2 separate regions of the Homo sapiens genome follow, and region 1 is linked to region 2. A link is an interaction called in ENCODE POLR2A ChIA-PET data of the cell type or tissue named here. Cell type or tissue: Panc1. All regions are shown on one strand. Links, peaks and the distances in the headings refer to the core of each region. The heading gives the core; the rest is flanking DNA.

Region 1 (9,433 bases), core at 740-8,739, 240 kb before region 2:
GAACACTTGTGGTTGCATTTAGAAGCTGTGATAATCCAGAATAATATCTTTATCTCAAGATCTTTGACTTGGTCTCTTCTGCAAAGTCTCTTTTGCCACAGAGGGAAATATTCACAGGTCCCAGGGGTCAGGCTGTGTACGTCTTTGGGGGACTTTATTCTGCCTACCACACTCATCTTTTTTTTTTTTTTTTTTGGATGGAGTCTTGCTCTGTCACCCAGGCTGGAGTGCAGTGGCATGATCTCGGCTCACTGCAACTTCTGCCTCCCCAGTTCAAGCAATTCTCCTGCCTCAACCTCCCAAGTAGCTGGAATTACAGGCGCCTGCCACCACGCCCGGCTACTTTTTGTACTTTTAGTAGAGATGGGGTTTCACTATGTTGGCCTGGCTGGTCTTGAACTCCTGACCTCAGGTGATTCCCCCACCTTGGCCTCCCAAAGTGCTGAGATTACAGACGTGAGCCACCATGCCCGGCCCCACACTCATCTATTAAGTAGAGCTAGGAATTCCTATCCTAAGGGACACAAAAATGAAAAAAGATAAAATTTGTGAAGAGGCACATAATGAAAGCCCATACATGTCACTGAGTTCAGAGGAGGGTGGGTCTGACCTCCCATTGGCTGGTCTCTGCCTGATGGACATCGTGAAGAAGAGAGCCAGGACTAGTGTGGCTGGGGGATGTTCAGGGGCCAGAGTGGCTTCAGGTGCCAGCAGCCCTGGCCGAAGGATGACTCCAGGAGCAAGGCTCAGAGCCGAGTGGAAGAAGCTTCATAAACGCAACTGAGCCAAGCATGATGGGATGTGCCTGTGGTTCCAGCTACTCAGGAGGCAGGTGGGAGGATGGCTTGAGTCAGAAGTTCGAGGCTGCAGTGAGCTATGATCACACTACTGTACTCCAGCCTGGGTGACAGAATGACACCCTGTCTCTAAAAAGAAAAGGCACCTGGATGCTCATGACCGAGATGGGGTGGGGTGGGTGGGGTGGGACAGCCGCACTTTATAACTTTGCTTTCAGCATGATGTGGATTAGTGTCTCCCATGTGGGAAAATTATGTTTACCACTTAGAGACCTGATAGTGCTTGCTTACCCCATAACGCTGGACGGTGGCAGGCTTAACTCCCCCATCAAGGGCCTTAATGTATTTGGGGCCCTAGTCCTAGCAACAGCAGCAAATCTCCTTTTTCTTTTCCTCGAGCTGGTTGTTCACCAGGCAGTTGGGATGTTAATGGGAAGAGAAGACACACACAAGTCCCTTGTTTTCAATAAGGCAGTCTGGTCACGTCCTTAGCAGGTTATTAATCTTTTTCAAACCCCTCCTCTCCACCAAGTTTTATGATCCTGGGAAGGAGATTCCTACCTAGCATCCTTAGAGTTATCGGGGGTTAGGATCGGTGCATGCAGTCACTTCCGTGGAATCATCAGTAGCCCTCCAGCCTCTGGGGAGAGCTGCCAGTGGTCAGAGATGTTGGGAATTACGAGGGAGGAGCTAGGGAGAAGGAACTCACAGTCCCTCAGTCTCTGAAGGTGGCTCCTGGCAGGAGAGGGGGCCAGTCCTAGATAAGAGCTCTCCCAGGGAATTCCAAGGGTCCTCCCAAGGTCCAGCCACAAGATGAGGAATTACTGTTGGGCTCTTCCTCAGATGTGCCTGTGAATTCATATCACAGATGCTTGATGCATTTGACAATTGTTTAATTGCTTGAGCCCAACTGATACTCTTTCAGTCACTTTAAGGGAGTGATTTCAAGTATGATCATTGCCTCAAATCTGTATGGCTTTCCTTGCCTTTCAGGTGCTTTAAGAGGGCTTATGTTCTTTGACTCCCCTAGTAACTCAAAAGGGTGGCTAAGATGCAACTCTGGAGGTTTCCAAGCTCTCTGCAAAGCCTGCCTTCAGTAGTCTGTGCACCACAAGAAGCATAACTTTATTATCCTCTAGCTGAATTTACCTCCTGCTTCGAGCCCCTGTTTTCCCATGTCATTTTAGGGGTCCAATGTTTTTCCTGGAGGCATATACACACACACACACACACACACACACACACACACACACACACACACACACACATATATACACACACACATTCCAGGGGCCTCTGAGGTGCCAAGACATGTGTGGGGTCCATCTGGTTCACACTGATGTCCATGATCATTGAGTTCATTTTTTATATCAACTATGTGACACTTCCTATAGTTTCCAGTTCCTGGTTAGAATTTGCAAAGTTGCCGACTATTTCTTTGAATAGAGTAGCTAGATCATGGGTCTACACCAGTCATCAAGCAGCGATTTCCCTGTTGGAAGCTCCAAGCAAATTGTCAGCTCCAGCATTCCACACAGCTGTGGGTGCCACACTCCTTTTCCTTTTAAAAGATGATGATCTGCTAGTGGTGAATGCTCTTGGAGTTTTATTTGTAGGTTTTTCTTGTTGTCGCAAATGTCTATATTTCATCTTCCCTCTTGAGGGATATTTTCCATGGGTAGAGGATCTAGGCTTTTCTTTTGGATTCCATTGTGGCTTTAAAAAAAAGTCAGTTGACTGTTTATTTATGGCTTCTCTAAAGGTGATCTCTTTCTTCCTAAGGCTGCTTTAAAAGTTTCCGTTCCCTCCCTCCCTTCCTCCCACCCCATCCCCCTTCTTCCTTTCCTTCCTCCCTCCCTTCCTCCCTTCTCTTCCTCCCTTTCTCCCTTGTCTTCCTCCTTTTCTCCCATCCTCCCTTCCTCCCTCTTTCCTTCTTTTTTCCCTTCCTCCCGCCCTCCTTCCTTCTTCCATCATTATATATTAAAATATTTTCTTTCTTTCTTTTTTTTTTTTGAGATGGAGTTTCGCTCTTGTTGCCCAGGCTGGAGTGCAACGGTGTGATCTTGGCTTACTGCAACCTCCACCTCCCTGGTTCAAGCGATTCACCTGCCTCAGCCTCCCTAGTAGCTGGGATTACAGGTGCCCGCCACCACACCCAGCTAATTTTTGTAATTGTAGTAGAGATGGGGTTTCACCATGTGGGCCAGGCTGGTCTTGAACTCCTGAACTCAGGTAATCCACCCGCCTTGTCCTCCCAAAGTGCTGGAATTACAGGCATGAGCCACCACTCCCAGCCTATTAAAATATTTTCTTCTGGGCCTTCCCTCCTTTTACTTCTTTTGATACCGCCATCAAATGCATGTTAGGTTGACTCACTGTGTACTCTATTACCCTCTCATCTGGTTTTTAATCTTTCTGTCTCCTTATACTGTAATCTCAGTGTTTCTTCTGCTTTAATTTTGGTATATGAATTATTCAGCTGTGTTCAAAGTGTGGTTAAAGCGACTTATATGCTCTTTAATTTTTAGTTATTGTACTTTTCACCTCTAGAAGTTCTTCTGTGACACTTCTTATAGTTTCCAGTTCCTGGTTAGAATTTGCAAACTTGTTGACTATTTCTTTGAAAAGAGTAGCTAGAATTGTTTTAGTCTGTGTATAGTGAGTTGAATATCTGAAACCTCTGTGAGTCTGTTTCTTTTGTCTGCTAGCCCTACTCATGGCGTCATGTTTTCCTGGATGTTTAGTTGGTTGTCTTTGAATATGTCCAACTCCAGTTATTTCTGGGAATACCCAAAGGCACACCTGTTCACTATCACCCAGTGAACTGCCATGTGTTTGTCTCCTGTCATGGTAACATTTGCATTCAGGGAGAGGCCTCTGCTCTCTGCAGAACAGTGTGAAATCACCTCATTTTTGCCTTCAATGAAGGTTGTCTCTTGCTGGTCACCACCACTTCCTCAAATGACTAATGCCACTCTTGCTCACAGTGCTAAGGCGCTAAGGAGTTTTCAGAGGGCTAGAGTGATTCTGCATCCTCTGGGGTTCTCAGGAAACGAGGCCACAGGGCCATCTGTGCATGAGTGACAGTGGGGTGGGGTGGATGAGCAGTGGCAGTGGTGGGCACCTATGCTGCTGGCGCCACAGCTTTTTATATCTTGGTGAAAACAACGCCTTGCGTTTTCACTTGTAGATTCTCCGGCTACATTCCACAAGAACAAATTCTGGTCACAGAGGCCAGAGTAGACTATCAGTGTAATGGCCCTTCCCCTTTGATGATAGCAGCTTTTTTCGGGGGAGCAGGGGTGGCCAAACTTCCTAGCCTTATTTTATCTTCCTTTCTAGTTCTCCCCAGAGGCTGCTGGGTCCACCTCTCCCTCTGCCAGACAGACAGGCTCAGACATGCAAGAACGGAAGGGGGTGTGGGGGTTGGTGGGAGGATTAAGTTGGGGAAAGCCAGTCTTGTCTTTGTAGATTACCAGAACTGACACACGTACACACACGTACACTCACTCACTCACTCACTCATCTATTCATCTATTTTTGGCCTAAGTGCCTTTGGACACTTCTTCGGAAAAGCACATGAACTCTTCGGAGTCTCCTGTTCCACTTGGTAAATTTCCTATAGCCACGCACTGAAAGTCCCTGCTGCCCTCCTTCCTCTGAGCTTGTGGGGCCCACAGATCCCCTGCTCCACTTCCTGCTTCATTTCAGCTGATGGTGAGTCCAGGGCAGGCTTGTAGGAAGGGCGGGCTAGGCGTGGGGAACTGCAGCACCCACCCCACCCCCCGCCCCAGTGCTTGTTGCCCCAGCCTCTGTCTCCCTCGCTGTGCCCTTCCCTTAAGCCCCACTCTTGGCCTCCCCAAAGACAGAGTTTGTTCTGTTTTTATTGATAGGATGACACTCCCTCGTTCTAATACCATCTGAATGCCTGAGCAATTACATCTTACAACCTCATGAAAAACACAGCAGCTTGTCACGATGAATGATGTTACCGTGAATAATGCAGTTTTGAGTTCAAACTCCTTCTTATTCCAAGAATGAGTAAATATCCCTATTCCCTCCCCTCCCCATTGCATTTGGGTTTGACATGACATGAATCATTGTGGTTTTACTCCTGGGTAGAATTGTTTTTCTGTATTGCATTGCCAATTGATGGAAGGACAAAAAAAGGAAACTTACCAATGAGCAGTTTCAGATGAACTTAAATTCTCAGAAATCTTGAAGAATGAATGAACTATAACTTTCTGAAGTTGCAAAAATGTTCAAGTCGGAAGTGACCCATGGGAAGCAACCTGGTCCTTAATTAGGACTGGAAAGAAAACGGAGGCCCAGCGAGGGAACAGTGGCTTCCCCAAGGTCACACTGCAAGTGAGTGGTGGCACTAGTCACCCAGGAGTCCTCCTGACTCCATGGTATCCTGACCCCAGACCAGCAGCCTTATTTGTGGTTAAAGAACGTGGAAAAACAGCTTATGTTTGAATTTTAAAATCATGCCAGTACTAAAGATCTGCATTCCATGAATATTGAGCTTTGCTGTGTGCGGGTTGCTACGAATTTTGTAACTATTTTCTCTAAGAGCTCTCAGTATTTTACATATACAATTCCATTCTTTATTGTCCAGGGAAAAAGTTGCATTTACTGAGCAGTAAGAGGGTGATTTGAAGTCCCTGGGGTCCCCCACCCTTGTCTTTCTATGTGAGATTGTATTGCAGGGCTCACATTTATTCTCTCAGCAGCTCATTGCACAGACAGTGTATTTATTGAGCACCTACTGTGTGCCAGGAGCTATGTGGTAAGCTAAGCAGACAAAAACTCCTGCTCTCACAAGAAGAAAGAATAAACAAGCAGACAATTGCACCTATAATGTCAGCCTGGTGTGATGGCTCACTCCTGGAATCCTAGCACTTTGGGAGGTGACGATGGGAGGATTGCTTTAACTCGGGAGTTCAAGATAAGCCTGGGCAACCAAGACCCTGTCTCTACAAAAAAATCAAAAAATTAGCTGGGGGTGATGGCATGAGTCTCTGGTCCCTCGGGACCAGAGGCCTCGGGAGGCTGAGGCGGGTTTATCACTTGAGCCTGGGAGGTTGAGGCTGCAGTGAGCTGTGATCACACCACTGCACTCCAGCCTGGGCCACAGAGCGAGACCCTGTCTCTAAATAAACAAACAACCTAATGTCAAGTTAGGAAGTGTGGCAAAAAGGAACAAAGTCAGGGTGACTGCCATTCTAGAAAGGGTGGTGAGGGAAGGTCTCCTTGAGCAGATCCTGTGGGAGTGGAAGGGTAAGTCACGAGACTCTCTGGAGGAAGAAGATTCCAGGTGGAAATGCCTTAGTGGGTGTTAAACGCTTTAACGGGTGTTAGCCAGAAAGCCAGAATGGCTGGAGCTGAGGGAGTAGAGGAGGCGGCATAGAAAATGAGGTCAGAGATGGAGGCAGGGCCGGATCACAGAGGGGCACAGAGAACGAGGAGGGAATTGGATTTTTGGAAAAGATTGTGGCAAAATACAAAATATAAAATACAAAAATAAAATATAAACCATAAAATGTACTACCTTTACCATTTTAAGTATGCAGTTCAGTAGTGTTAAATACATTTACATCATTGTTCAACCCGTCTCCAGAACTCTCTGCATCTTGCAAAATTAAAACTCTATGCCATTTCAACAGTTCGCATTTCCTCTTCCCTCTCGTTCATGGCAACCGCCATTTTTCTTTCTGTCTCTGTAAATGTTAGTACTTGGGGTATCTCATCTAAGTGGAATCACACAGTGTGTGTCCTTTTGTGACAGACTTATTTCACTTTGCATAATGTCCTTAATATTCATCCATGTTGTAGCATGTGTCAGATTTTCCTTCCTTCTTAACATTGTGTAATATTCCATTGTACGCATAGACTACATTTAGCTTATCTGTTCACCTGTGGATGGACACTTGGGTTGCTATAGTGAATAATATTGCTGTAAATATGGGTATACGATTATCTCTTTGTGACCCTGCTTTTAATTGTTTTGGATATATACCCAGAAATGGAATTACTGAATCATGTGGAGATTCTGTTTTTGATTTATTTATTTATTTTTAATTTTTGAGATGGAGTCTCGTTCTGTCACCCAGGCTGGAGTGCAGTGACACGATCTCTGCTCACTGCAACCTCTGCCTCCTTGCACCATTAATTCTGAAAATGCAGGCCTGGATCCAACCGCCTTTGGGGACGGGTACCTGCCCACAGGAAGAGGTTGAGGAGACAATAATGTCACGAGAATCATCATCTTTGACTGGGAAATGGTGTGCAGAGTTTCTGGTGCCTTCTGAAGTGATTGTCGCATCTCAGCCTCCCTAGTAGCTGGGATTACAGGCATTTGCCACCAAGCCCGGCTAATTTTTGTATTTTTAGTAGAGACGGGGTTTCATCATGTTGGCCAGGCTGGTCTCAAACTCCTGACCTCAGGTGATCCACCTGCCTCAGCCTCCCAAAGTGCTGGGATTATAGGTGTGAGCCATGCACCTGGCCTGATTGGTTATTTAAATTCTGAGATGGGGTATACTAATGTTTGAAAACCACAGGGATGGGATAGGTATAGGTGGGGAGGGAGAGCAAAAGTGGTATTTAGAATATGTTACGTTTGAAAAACCTAATACACATTCTACATCCAAGTGGACATAGATGGAGTTATTTGAAGCTCAGAAGACACCTGAGTTGGAGACAGGAATTTGTGGATCATCTGATATATTTAGCATTTATAGCCACAGGGCTGCTGCCTGACTTTTTTTCCCCCTAGACAGTTTCGCTCTTGTTGCCCAGGCACGACCTTGACTCACTGCAACCTCTGCCTCCCGGGTTCAAGCGATTCTCTTGCCTCAGCCCCCCGAGTAGCTGGGATTACAGGTGTCCACCATCACGCCCGGCTAATTTTAGTGCTTTTAATAGAGATGGGTTTCACCATGTTGGCCAGGTTGGTCTCAAACTCCTGACCTCAGGTGATCCACCTGCCTTGGCCTCCCAAAGTGCTGGCCAGGCATGAGCCACTGCACCTGGCCACCACTGCCTGTTTTTGTACCGCTTGGCAAGCTAAGAATGGTTTTCACATTTTTGTTTCTTTTTTTTTTGGAGACGGAGTCTCACTCTGTCACCCAGGCTGGAGTGCAGTGGCACAATCTCAGCTCACTACAAGCTCCGCCTCCCGGGTTCACGCCATTCTCCTGCCTCAGCCTCCCGAGTAGCTGGGACTACAGTTGCCTGCCACCACGCCCAGCTAATTTTTTGTATTTTTAGTAGAGACGGGGTTTCACTGTGGTCTGGATCTCCTGAACTCGTGATCCGCCTGCCTCGGCCTCCCAAAGTGCTGGGATTACAGGCATGAGCCACCGTGACCGGCCACTGCTGCCTGTTTTTGTACTGCTTGGCAAGCTAAGAATGGTTTTCACATATTTGAATATTTGAAAAAAATTTTTCAAGAATACCATTTTGTGGCACACGAAAATTATATGAAATTCAAGTTTCAATGTCCACAAATAAAGTTTTATAGGAACATAGCATGCTCACTCATTTAGGTATTGTTACGGCTGCTTCCACACTACAGCAGCAGGGTTCAGAGGTCATGGCAGAGACCACGTGGCCCACAAAGGTGAATGTACTTCCCTTTGTAGAAGCTGTTTGCCAAACTCTTGGCTAGCAGAGTGAGTCATGAGAGAAGAGAGAAGTGCATGGACTGAGGTCTGTCCAGGGCCTGTCAAGAGCCAGTAACCGTTGCTGTGCGTCAAGGATGCCAAGATGGTGCCTGCTCCATGAGCAACAAAGCCCAGGGGCCCAGCAAGCCAAGGCTGCTTGCCTCTTCCCCTGGGGCCAGCTGTGCATCTTGTGGATGGCTGAAGTTGAGCAACCCATAACAGGCTCCTGACCCACTGTGAGATGGTGGCATGTGAAAGGACCAGCATCCAACAGTCTTGCCCTTACTATATTAGTAATTTCCTGGGGCTACAGGAGCTATTTACTACAAACTGAGTGACTTAAAACAATGGAAATGGATTCTCTCGCAGTTCTAGAGGGTATTATTCTTTCAATCAATCAAGGTGACAGCAGGGCCATGCTCCCAAAGACAGCTCTAGGAAAAGCTCCTGGTTTCTAGCGGCTGCCTGCACTCCTTGGCATTCCTTGGCTTACAGCTGCATCATTCCAGTCTCTGCTTCGGTCACCACGTGCCTTCATCCCTGGGTCGCTTCCATGTCTCTATGTCCAAATGTCGCTCTTCTTATAAGGATGTTAGTCATTGGATCAGGGCCCACCCTAATCTGGTATGACTTCATATTAATGTGATTGCATTGATAAAGACGCTGTTTCCAAATAAAGCCATCGTCACACGTATGGGGACTAGGACTTCAACATATCTTTTTGAGGGACAAAATTCTACTCACTATACTTCCACACACATGCAGATTTCACGTGGTTGAATCTAAGAGTATTTGGGTTCTTGCGATAAAAGGATATGGCCCGGTGACTAATCCTGGGGAAAGAAATAAAAAGAGAAAAAAACCTCTAGTATTGGTGTTAAGACCCTGAGTTTTACTTCATTTCCTCACCACTCCCTGCTGCCTGCAGGCAGGCCAGCTGCCTCCCTAGGGGCAGAATTGGAGAAA
Region 2 (9,433 bases), core at 827-8,826:
AACGAGAAACAAAGGAGTAGAAAAGATGAAATAAATAGAAAATAAATACCAACATGGTAGGACTTAATGCACTTATACCAGTAACTAAATATAAATACAAAACACTCCAATTAAAAGAAAAGCTTGTTGGATTAAATGAAAAGTGTTGAGACCCATGTGTATACTGTTTACAGTGAATACATACTAAATAGAAGGACAAAGTTAGGATGAAAATAAAAGAATGAAAAATGTTGTACCAAGCAATATTGACCCAAACAAATTTTGTGTGGCTATGTTAATATCAGAAAACCGTACATTAGGGGAAGAAATATTACTAGAGAGAAAAAGAGATGCTTTGTTATAATAAAGTGATCAATTTGACAAGAATATCTAAGAATTGAAACTTATATGCATCTAATAACATCATTCAAAATATAAATCAACAAAATGAAAGGAAGAAAGAATAAAGCATCAGTCATGGTTGAGGATTAATCGTGTATTTTTCTATTCTATGTTCTTATCTATTAGCTTTTTAGTTATACTTTGTGTGATTGCCCTAAAGATTTCATTATGTATGCTTGACTTATTACTTTCTACCTTAAGTTACTTTTACTTCTTAATTAATAATAATGCAATAACCTTATGACAGGTTAAGTCCATTACTCCCTCCCACACATGGTGACCCCACCCAAATCTCATGTTGAATTGTAATCCCCAGTGTTGAAGGTGAGACCTGGTGGGAGGTGATTGGATCATGAGGGCAGAGTTCTCATGAATGGTTTAGCACTGTCCCCCCTTGGTACTGTATAGTGAGTGAGTTCTCACCAGATTTGGTTGTGTAAAAGTGTGTGATACCTTCACCCTCTCTCTCTCTTCCTCCTGCTTTGATCATGTAAGACGTGTCTGCTTCCCCTTCACTTTCTGCCATGACTGTAAGTTTCCTGCGGTCTCCCCAGAAGCTGATGCTGTCACACTTCCCATGCAGCCTGCAGAACCATGAGCCAATTAAACCTCTTTTCTTTATAAATTACCCAGTCTCTGGTATTTCTTTAAAGCAGTTCGAGAACAGACTGATGTACTTGGGGTATTGTATAATTTTAACTTGACATGTGTCATAAAGCTCATAAGACATTATTATCTTTTTTGCTTCAGACAGAAAATATTTTTAAATCTTTTCCTACATGTTTATTCTTTTCAGTGCTGTGTGTTCCTTCCTCAAGTTCTGTGCTTCTATCTGGAAACATTTTTCTTCAGCTTGAAAAAAATTGTTCTGTAGTATTTCATGTAGTGCTTCTCCACTGAGGATGAGTTTTCTCAGCTTTTCCCCCCCTGCATTTATTTTTATTTTGCCTTCAGATCTAAAGAACCTTTAGCTACATATAGCATCCTAACTTGATATTTTACTTTAACACTTTAAAGATATAATTCCATTGTCTTCTGGCTTTCATGCTTTCTGTTGAAAAAGTCAACCATCAGTGTTAACTATTGCTCTCTTCAAGTTAATATACTTTTTTTTTTTTTTGAGACAAGGTCTTCCTCTGTCACCCAGGCTGGAGAGCAGTGGTGTAATCATGGCTCACTACAGCCTCAACCTCCTGGGCTCAAGCAGTCTTCTCACCTCAGACTCCTGAGTAGCCAGGACCACAGGCTCATTAAAAAAAGGGTTTTTTTGTGTGTGTGTAAGTGGGGTCTTTCTATGTTGCTGTATTGGTCTGTTCACATGCTGCTAATAAAGACATACCAGAGACTGGGTAATTTATAAAGGAAAGAGGTTTAATTGACTCATACTTCCACATGGCTGGGGAGGCCTCACAATCATGGCAGAAGCCGAATGAGGAGCAAAAGCACATCTTACATGGCAGCAGGCAAGAGGGGTTGTGCAGGAGACCTCCCATTTATAAAATCATCAGATCTCATGAGACTTATTCACTACCATGAAAATAGTATGGGGGAAACTGCCCCCATGATTCAATTATCTCCACCTGGCCCTGCCCTTGACATATGGGGATTATTACAATTCAAGGTGAGATTTGGGTGGGGACACAGCCAAACTGTATCAGTTGCCCAGGCTGGTCTTGAATTCTGGGCTTAGGCAATCCTTCCACCTTGGCTTCCCAAAGGCTGGGATTACAGACGTATGCCACTGTGCCTGGGCTACTTTTTTTTTTCTAGCTGCCTTTGAGGTTTTCTTATTCATCTTTGGTCTTCAGCTGTTTAACTCAGATATGTCTTGGTGTGATTTTCTTTTTATTTACCTTCCCTGTGGATCACTGAGACTCTGGATCAATGGGTTGACATCTTTCATCAGTGTGTTGGAAAGTTCTTGGCTATTATCTCTTCAAATATTGCCGTGCCCTTACCTCTCTATTCTCTCTTTCTTGACTCCATTTAGGCATTTATTAGATCTTTTGACTGTGTCCCAAATTTCACTTATGTTTTATTTTGTTATTTCCATTCATTTTTCTCTCTGTGTTTTATATTGTTTTTTGGTTTACTAATCCTGTCTTTTGCTTTGTATAGTTTTCTTTCAAAGCCAACAAGTTCTTAATTTCAGCCATTGTATTTTTAGTTGTGGAATGTCCACTTGAGTATATTCTAATTGTTACATTCATGGATTATAATTGTTTTCTTTAACACATTTTTCATATATATATATATTTTTGAGATGGAGTTTCGCTCTTGTCACCCAGGCTGAGTGCAATGGCGTTATCTCGACACACTGCAACCTCCGCTTCCCAGGTTCAAGCAATTCTCCTGCCTCAGCCTCCTGAGTAGCTGGGACTACAAGCGCCTGCCACCATGCCCGGCTAGTTTTTGTATTTTTAGTGGAGATGGGGTTTTACCCTGTTGGCCAGGCTGGTCTCAATCTCCTGACCTCAGGTGATCTGCCCACCTACCTTGGCCTCCCAGAGTGTTGGGATTACAGGCATGAGCCACCATGCCTGACTCATTTTTCATATTTTTTCAGAATCATAAAGTCTGCAGATGATATCTCTACCACTGAGGGTTGCCTTTTCCTTCTTTTAGGCAGATAAGATGAAAAGAGGATTGTTTCAATCCAATCAGGGACTGGGTGGGCTTGAGGCTGGATTCTACTTTAGTAGATGATTTTCACCCCTGATTTGCCTGGAAAGTCCTGTCTTTTGGAGGTTTTGAGCTAAACGATCATCCCAAGAAAGTTAAAATTTGGCAAATGTCTTGAGGGGAAGACTGGCCATGTATTTTGCAGGCTTCTCCCTCTGATGAGAGTTCGTTTCCTAAACACCTACAAGACTGAAGAATATTTCACTCTGCCTTTCTGACCCTGTTCCCCTCGGGACACCCCAGAACTTAGCAAATGTCTCATGGGAAAAAATTGCTTTGTATTTTGGGCTCTTGTAATTTCTAATCCATTGCACTAGCTGAAAGCTTTGCTGGCTTCTCTTCCCATGTAGAGTTCCTCTGTTTGAGGCAGGCTGATTATTAGCTCACATTCAGCTCATCTAGGATGAGCTCTTCCTCTTCTGGAATTTTTCTTTACCTAGTCCTTGTTGTTTCCGTGATTCTCTACTGTCTTTAGAGTATGATTATTTCTCATTTACCTGGTTGTTATTACAGATTGTTGATCTTTCTGACCTACGGTATTCCACAAGTATGTAGAGTACAAGAAGGCCAAGTATCCTGTTTATCAGTCTTTTATATTTAGTATTTGTTGTTGTTGGTTCGTTTGTTTGTTGCTTCAGTATCCATAAGTGAAATTAATTTATGAATTTTTGTGTGCAGTCGTTGTTAGGCTTTCTATTGCGGTTATTTCAGAAAGAGCATTTGAACATTTTTCTCTTAAAAATGCTCTGGCACAGTTTAAATACCATTGGACCTACTGCTCTTTAATGAGAAATGAACTTGGTTTGGAGCTTTTATTGGCGGAGGGTGGCAGGGAGAATCTTTTGGGAAAATTTCTTTGTTTCTCTATGGGTATTAGTTTATTAGATCTTCTCATTCTTCTAGTGTGTTTTAACAAGTTATATTTTCTTTTACGGCATTGTACAATATAAGTTGTACAGTGCATATTTATATTATACAATATAAATATAAAGCTATATATAGGCAGAGGCAACATAAGTTGCCTATATAAACAGAGGCAACTTATAATAAAGCCATTGTAAATGGAAAATATCATAAGTCAAAATGAGTTTAACATTACCTGACCTACTGAACATTATAACAGCACAGCCTACCTTAAACTTGCTCAGAACACTAACATTAGCCTACAGTTGTGTAAAATCATCTAATACAAAGGCTATTTTATAATAAAGTGTTAAATATTTTATGTAATTTATTGAATACTCTCCTGAAAGTGAAAAACAGGATGGTTGTATGGGTATACTTGAAGCATTTTATCTACCGAATGTGTATTGCTTTCACACCATTGTAAGTTAAGGACCATCTGTATAATTTCACATTTTTCTGGTAGCCATATTTTAAAAGTTTTTAAAAAGCAGATGAAATTATTTTAAATAATATTTTATTGAACCAAATGTATCTAACATATTATAATTTCAACATGTAATCAATTGAAATTTTTAATGAAAAACTCTTTTTTGCTTTATTAAATCTTCGAAATTTAGTGGCATTTTGTGCTTACAACACATCTCAGTTTATACTAATTCCATTTTAAGTGTTCAATTTTCACATTTGGCTAGTGGCTACTGTATTGAACAGCTCAATTCTGGGACATTGTCCTTTTTATCCATATATTTGAAGATTTATTTTTATTATGTTGAAAAAAGTAATTCTGTATAATTTATTTAATTTCCATGATTTCTCTGGTTGTTTGAATTTATTTAATCTCATTTTATATATTTACTTTCTTCCTTCTTCTTGATTTTGTTAGCCAGAAGTTTATATATTGCATTGTTATTTTGTTTTTCAATGAAACAGCTGTTGCATTATTTATCAGTTAGGTCTATAGTCTTCTATTTTATAATTTCTTTTTTTTTTTTTTTTTTTAGTTTCACTCTGTCGCCTAGGCTGGAGTGCAGTGGCATGATCTCACTGCAACCTCTGCCTCTCCAGTTCAAGCAGTTCTTGTGCCTCAGCCTCCAAGTAGCTGTGACTACAGGTGCATGCCACCATGCCTGGCTAATTTTTTGTATTTTTTTAAGTAAAAATGGGGTTTTGCTATGTTAGCCCGGCTGGTGGCAAACTCCTGGCCTCAAGCGATCCACCTGCCTTGGCCTCCTGAAGTACTGAGATTACAGGCGTGAGCCACTATGCCCATTCTGGTTTATAATCATCCTATTCTAACTTTTTCATAGTTAACTTATTCATTCAGCCATCCTATCCTTCGGTTCATGTGGTTGCTTTTTTCTGACTTATTTATTATGTTGTTTCATTCACTTTTTAAATTTTTTTATGCTTATTAATACAGTTAAATAAGGCTCTGCATTTTCACCAAGTACTGCTTTAGCTGTATGGCTATAGGTACTGATGGCAGTGTCTTCCTTATTACCATCTTCTGTTATTTTGTGTTAATGTTTGCATTTTTTTCTTTGACTCAAGAATTGTTTAAAAGAGTACTTAAAATTATTCACATAGTAATTGCTTTTTGCTTTTTTAATTTCTGATGTTATTTCTACATTGTCATTAAAGAAATTTTTTTGTTCTATTTTTGTTTTTCGAAAATTTTGAGGTTTTGTGGTCACTTGACAATATGGTCTCTTGTTTTTTTTTTTCCTTATTTATTATGTAACTTAGTTCTCCTTCAACCTTGTTAATGTTTTCACACTTGCGTTGTTCAGCTTTAATGTCTATCTCTCTTTGCCTGTGGTATTCTGTAGTTTCCTATGATGTATTTCAGCATGTAGTTATTTGAATTATCCTTCTTATGTTTTGGTATACTTTTTAAACTGAGGCTTCATATCTTACTTCAATATTCAAGAGTTCTCAGTCATTACCTCTTTGAATATTGCCCAATTCCTTCTTTTCTGTATTGGACCTCCTCTTAGACATATGTTGGTTCTTCTCATTTAAATGTTCATGTTTCTTCTCTCTCATATTTTCCATGTCTTTATTTTTTGAGGCATGTTGGGTAAGTTTGTCTAACCTTCCAGTTTCTTTTTGTTGTTGTTGTTGGAGAGAGAGTCTTGCTTAGTTGCCCAGGCTGGAGTGCAGTGGCTCAATCTCAGTTCACTGTAATCTCTGCCTCCTGGGTTCAAGTGATTCTTGTGTCTCAGCCTCCCTAATAGCTGGAATTACAGGCACATACCACCAAGCCCAGTTAATTTTTGTATTTTTAGTAGAGATGGGGTTTTGCCATATTGGCTAGGCTGGTCTCAAACTCTTGACCATAAGCAATCCTCTTGCCTCGGCCTCACAAAATGCTGAGATTGCAGGTATGAGCCACTGCATCCAGCCATCTTCCAGTTTCCTAATACTGTCCTCATTTATGGCAGATATCCTATTCAGTACCTCAATTGTACTTTCTTATAGAAAATATATGTGTGTTCTCTCTCAGACTTCTGTTTGGTCCTTTGATAATATGCCTGTTTTATTTTCATTCTGTTTACGTTTCTCCCTTTATCTGTTTAAACTTTTTTTTTTTTTTTTGAGATGGAGTCTCACTCTGCCACTCAGGCTGGAATGCAATGGCACAATCTCGGCTCACTGCAACCTCTGCCTCCTGGATTCAAGTGATTGTCTTGCCTCAGCCTCCCGAGTAGCTGGGATTACAGGCGTCTGCCACCATGCATGGCTAATTTTTGTATTTTTAGTAGAGACGGGGTTTCACTATGTTGGCCAGGCTGGTCTCGAACTCCTGACCTCATGATCCACCTGCCTCCACCTCCCATAGTGCTGGGATTACAGGCGTGAGCCACTGTGCCCGGCCTTTGTTTAAACATATTAAAAATCTTCCTTTATCAATTTAAACATATTAAATTTCTTCCTTTATCTATTTAAACATATTAAAACATGTTAAATTTAAACATATTGTCCTATTATCTTTGGTTCTTGATATGCAATTATTCCTATTTATTGGATCTGTGGATTTTCCCTCATGGTGATTCATTTCCTCAAATAGTTTGTTATTTCTGCTTATCTTTAGTGTGGCTCATATTTTTATGGTAAGGCCCTATTCCCTGGGTTTGGGGATCACCTCTACAGAATTGGTTTGCATTTTTCTCTAACGTGGTCCTTGTGGATTTCTTGAGTTCTGAACTACTTTTTACATTGATTTGTGGCTTGAGGCCATCGTGCTAGGCAGGTAGTGGTAAGTCACTATCCTAACAGCCCTGGCCTGGATTCTGATTTCTAGTATTTTTCTCTTTTTCTTCCCCAAGTTGCAAGTGGATGGCAAGCTTCCTTGTGACTTCTCATCCTGGTGAGTAGAATTTTTCTTATCCATGTTTCTTATTTTAAGTTAGAAGCAGCAGTTTATGAAACCTAAAATCCTATGAATTTTAGCTCTTTGGCACAGCACTTCCTGTGCACACACTAGATTCTGCCCAGGCTCGTTTCTCATGTGGGCATTAAATCTGCACCTCCCAGCCTATGTCAAGTCCCACTTTTCCATACGTCCCTCGTCTTGAGCTCCTATCATCACTTTCACTTTTCACGCCTTGGAGGCTATGAATACATTTTTTTCTTGTTAAGTTTTATCCAGAATTTTAATGTGTGAAACAGGATTGAGGGATTTACCAACATAATGTCCAGACATCCATAAGTGAGATTTGAAGAGAACATTTTTTTTTACAATAAATTAAATATGACTCTATTATTGAGTAAAAATTTGAAATTTGCCTTAATTTTTAAGATAGTCTGAACACTAAAGAAATTTTGTTTGCGACAGAGATTTGGGCCAATTGCCTTCATCCCCTGAGGTTACATGTTTGTTCTATTTTGTCATCGGGGGTACTTCTGTGGAAAGTTTGAGAGGCCTTGCCCTGAGGTGACCTTGACTGCTAGGATGGAAGTCATTCCGTGGGCAAATCCCCTGACACGTAAATTACCCACTCGCTAGCTCACTGGGCTGTAGCTGTTGTTTTGCCTAGGCTTGGGCTAAAACGTCAGGAAGCAGATTTTTAAAAATTATTGTTACTCATGACAAAAAGCTTAAACACTACAAAAGGCTGTAAAGTGGAAAGAAAAAGAGCCCTAAGCAGTCTCCCTAGTCTCCCCCTCCTATTCCCATAAGTCCTCACTGCTAACAGCTTCTCACAAACCTTTCCAGAAATGTTATATTTGTAGATACAGATTTCTTCTTTTTTTAAAAAAAACCAAATGAAATCATAGTATACATGTTCTGCAGATTGAAAAAAATTCATCAATGCATTTTGGATATTTTTCCGTATCAGCACATGTAGCCTTCCCTCGTGTTTTCAGCAGCTGTAGTGGATTTCCTGTGCATTAATAGATGTAGGGTTTCTTTCCCATATGTGTGCTATTTACAAAAACAATTTAGGGAGCATACTTGTGCAGACATCTTTTTGTTAAGTGTGTGAGCAGATTTGTAGGTTAAATGCTGGGCTGAAGGTATGCGCCTTTGAGCTTTTGATGGACAAGTTTGAAGTGCTTTCCAAAAAAAGCTGCAGCAATTTGCACTCCCAGAAACAGTAGAAGACCCACCCAGTGAGCAGGACTAAGGAGCCTCCAGATTTGTCCTTTCTGCCTGCCTGGCATCCTCAAAGCATGCAGGGATGTTGCTGTCTGACACGCTTCCTCCCGAAGCTGAACTGGCTGTCAAGAACAAAAATCTGGTTATTGATATCAAGATCAGATGCTGCTTGATTTTGAGGGATATGGTTGCTTGAGTGGCTTTGGTATTCCAAATAGAGATTAGGGATGGGCCAGATGCTGGTTGGGGGGCATAGGGGACAGTGGATGAAAAAGCAATCTATTCATGGATTCACCAAACTCTTTATTTCTTAACAAGTATTATTGTTTTTTGATAAGTAAGACATTTTCACTGTTAAAAAAGGGGGAAATATGAAAACACACAAAGTAGTTAATAAAGCTACTGATACGTGGGTAATTAAATAATGCTAATTAAATAAAACTACTTTGTATGTGGGGTAACTGATACCCCAGACAGTTAATAAAAATAATTCCAATGCTGAGATGAACACTGTGTTTGGTCATTTCTCTGAGCCACTTCCCAACTATCCTAATTCCCCAGCTACCCAGTCTCTCTCCAGGACTTCCCAGACCTTCTTATGGTTCAGAAACTAATAGGTCAACACCCAGTACAGCAAAATATGGCCTTTTGTTTTTTTCTTTTGGGTGCATATGCATATGTGTACACCCTACACATAGGAATGATAGAATATTTAACAGCTGGTTCCGCATGGGCACGACCAACGGGGTGGACAGGAGTCTGGGAGGCTGGCTTTTGCTGTACTGGGTGTTGACCCATTAGGTTCTAGACCATGGGAAGGTCTGGGAAGTCCTGGGTTGTGGGGGAGTTAGGAGGACTGGG

Evidence for each region. ChIA-PET counts read pairs that join two places held together with the same protein. Peaks named below come from ENCODE experiments on the same cell type or tissue, not always from the same donor. Only the 100,000 strongest peaks of a DNase experiment are listed, where the experiment ranks them.
Region 1: POLR2A ChIA-PET joins it to region 2 with 13 read pairs; 4 of 35 experiments call an interaction of 5 or more read pairs at or near these places.

What each region holds. Positions count from the first base shown.
Region 1 is chr21:33,972,038-33,981,470 of GRCh38, forward strand. It overlaps LOC101928126 (a long non-coding RNA gene), which reads left to right and starts at 4,345. Exons shown (of 2, transcript NR_134561.1): 1 at 4,345-4,514; 2 at 4,691-5,654. RefSeq lists enhancers at 1-332, 3,842-5,041, 4,113-4,642 and a silencer at 1-25. In Panc1, for the core only: no CTCF peak of the experiment used is centred there; DNase peaks (open chromatin) are centred at 4,464 and 4,784; H3K27ac peaks cover 4,592 bases.
Region 2 is chr21:34,208,202-34,217,634 of GRCh38, forward strand. No RefSeq gene overlaps it. Among named protein-coding and RNA genes, the nearest start is that of LINC00310, 32 kb to the left of the region's middle. In Panc1, for the core only: no CTCF peak of the experiment used is centred there; no DNase peak of the experiment used is centred there.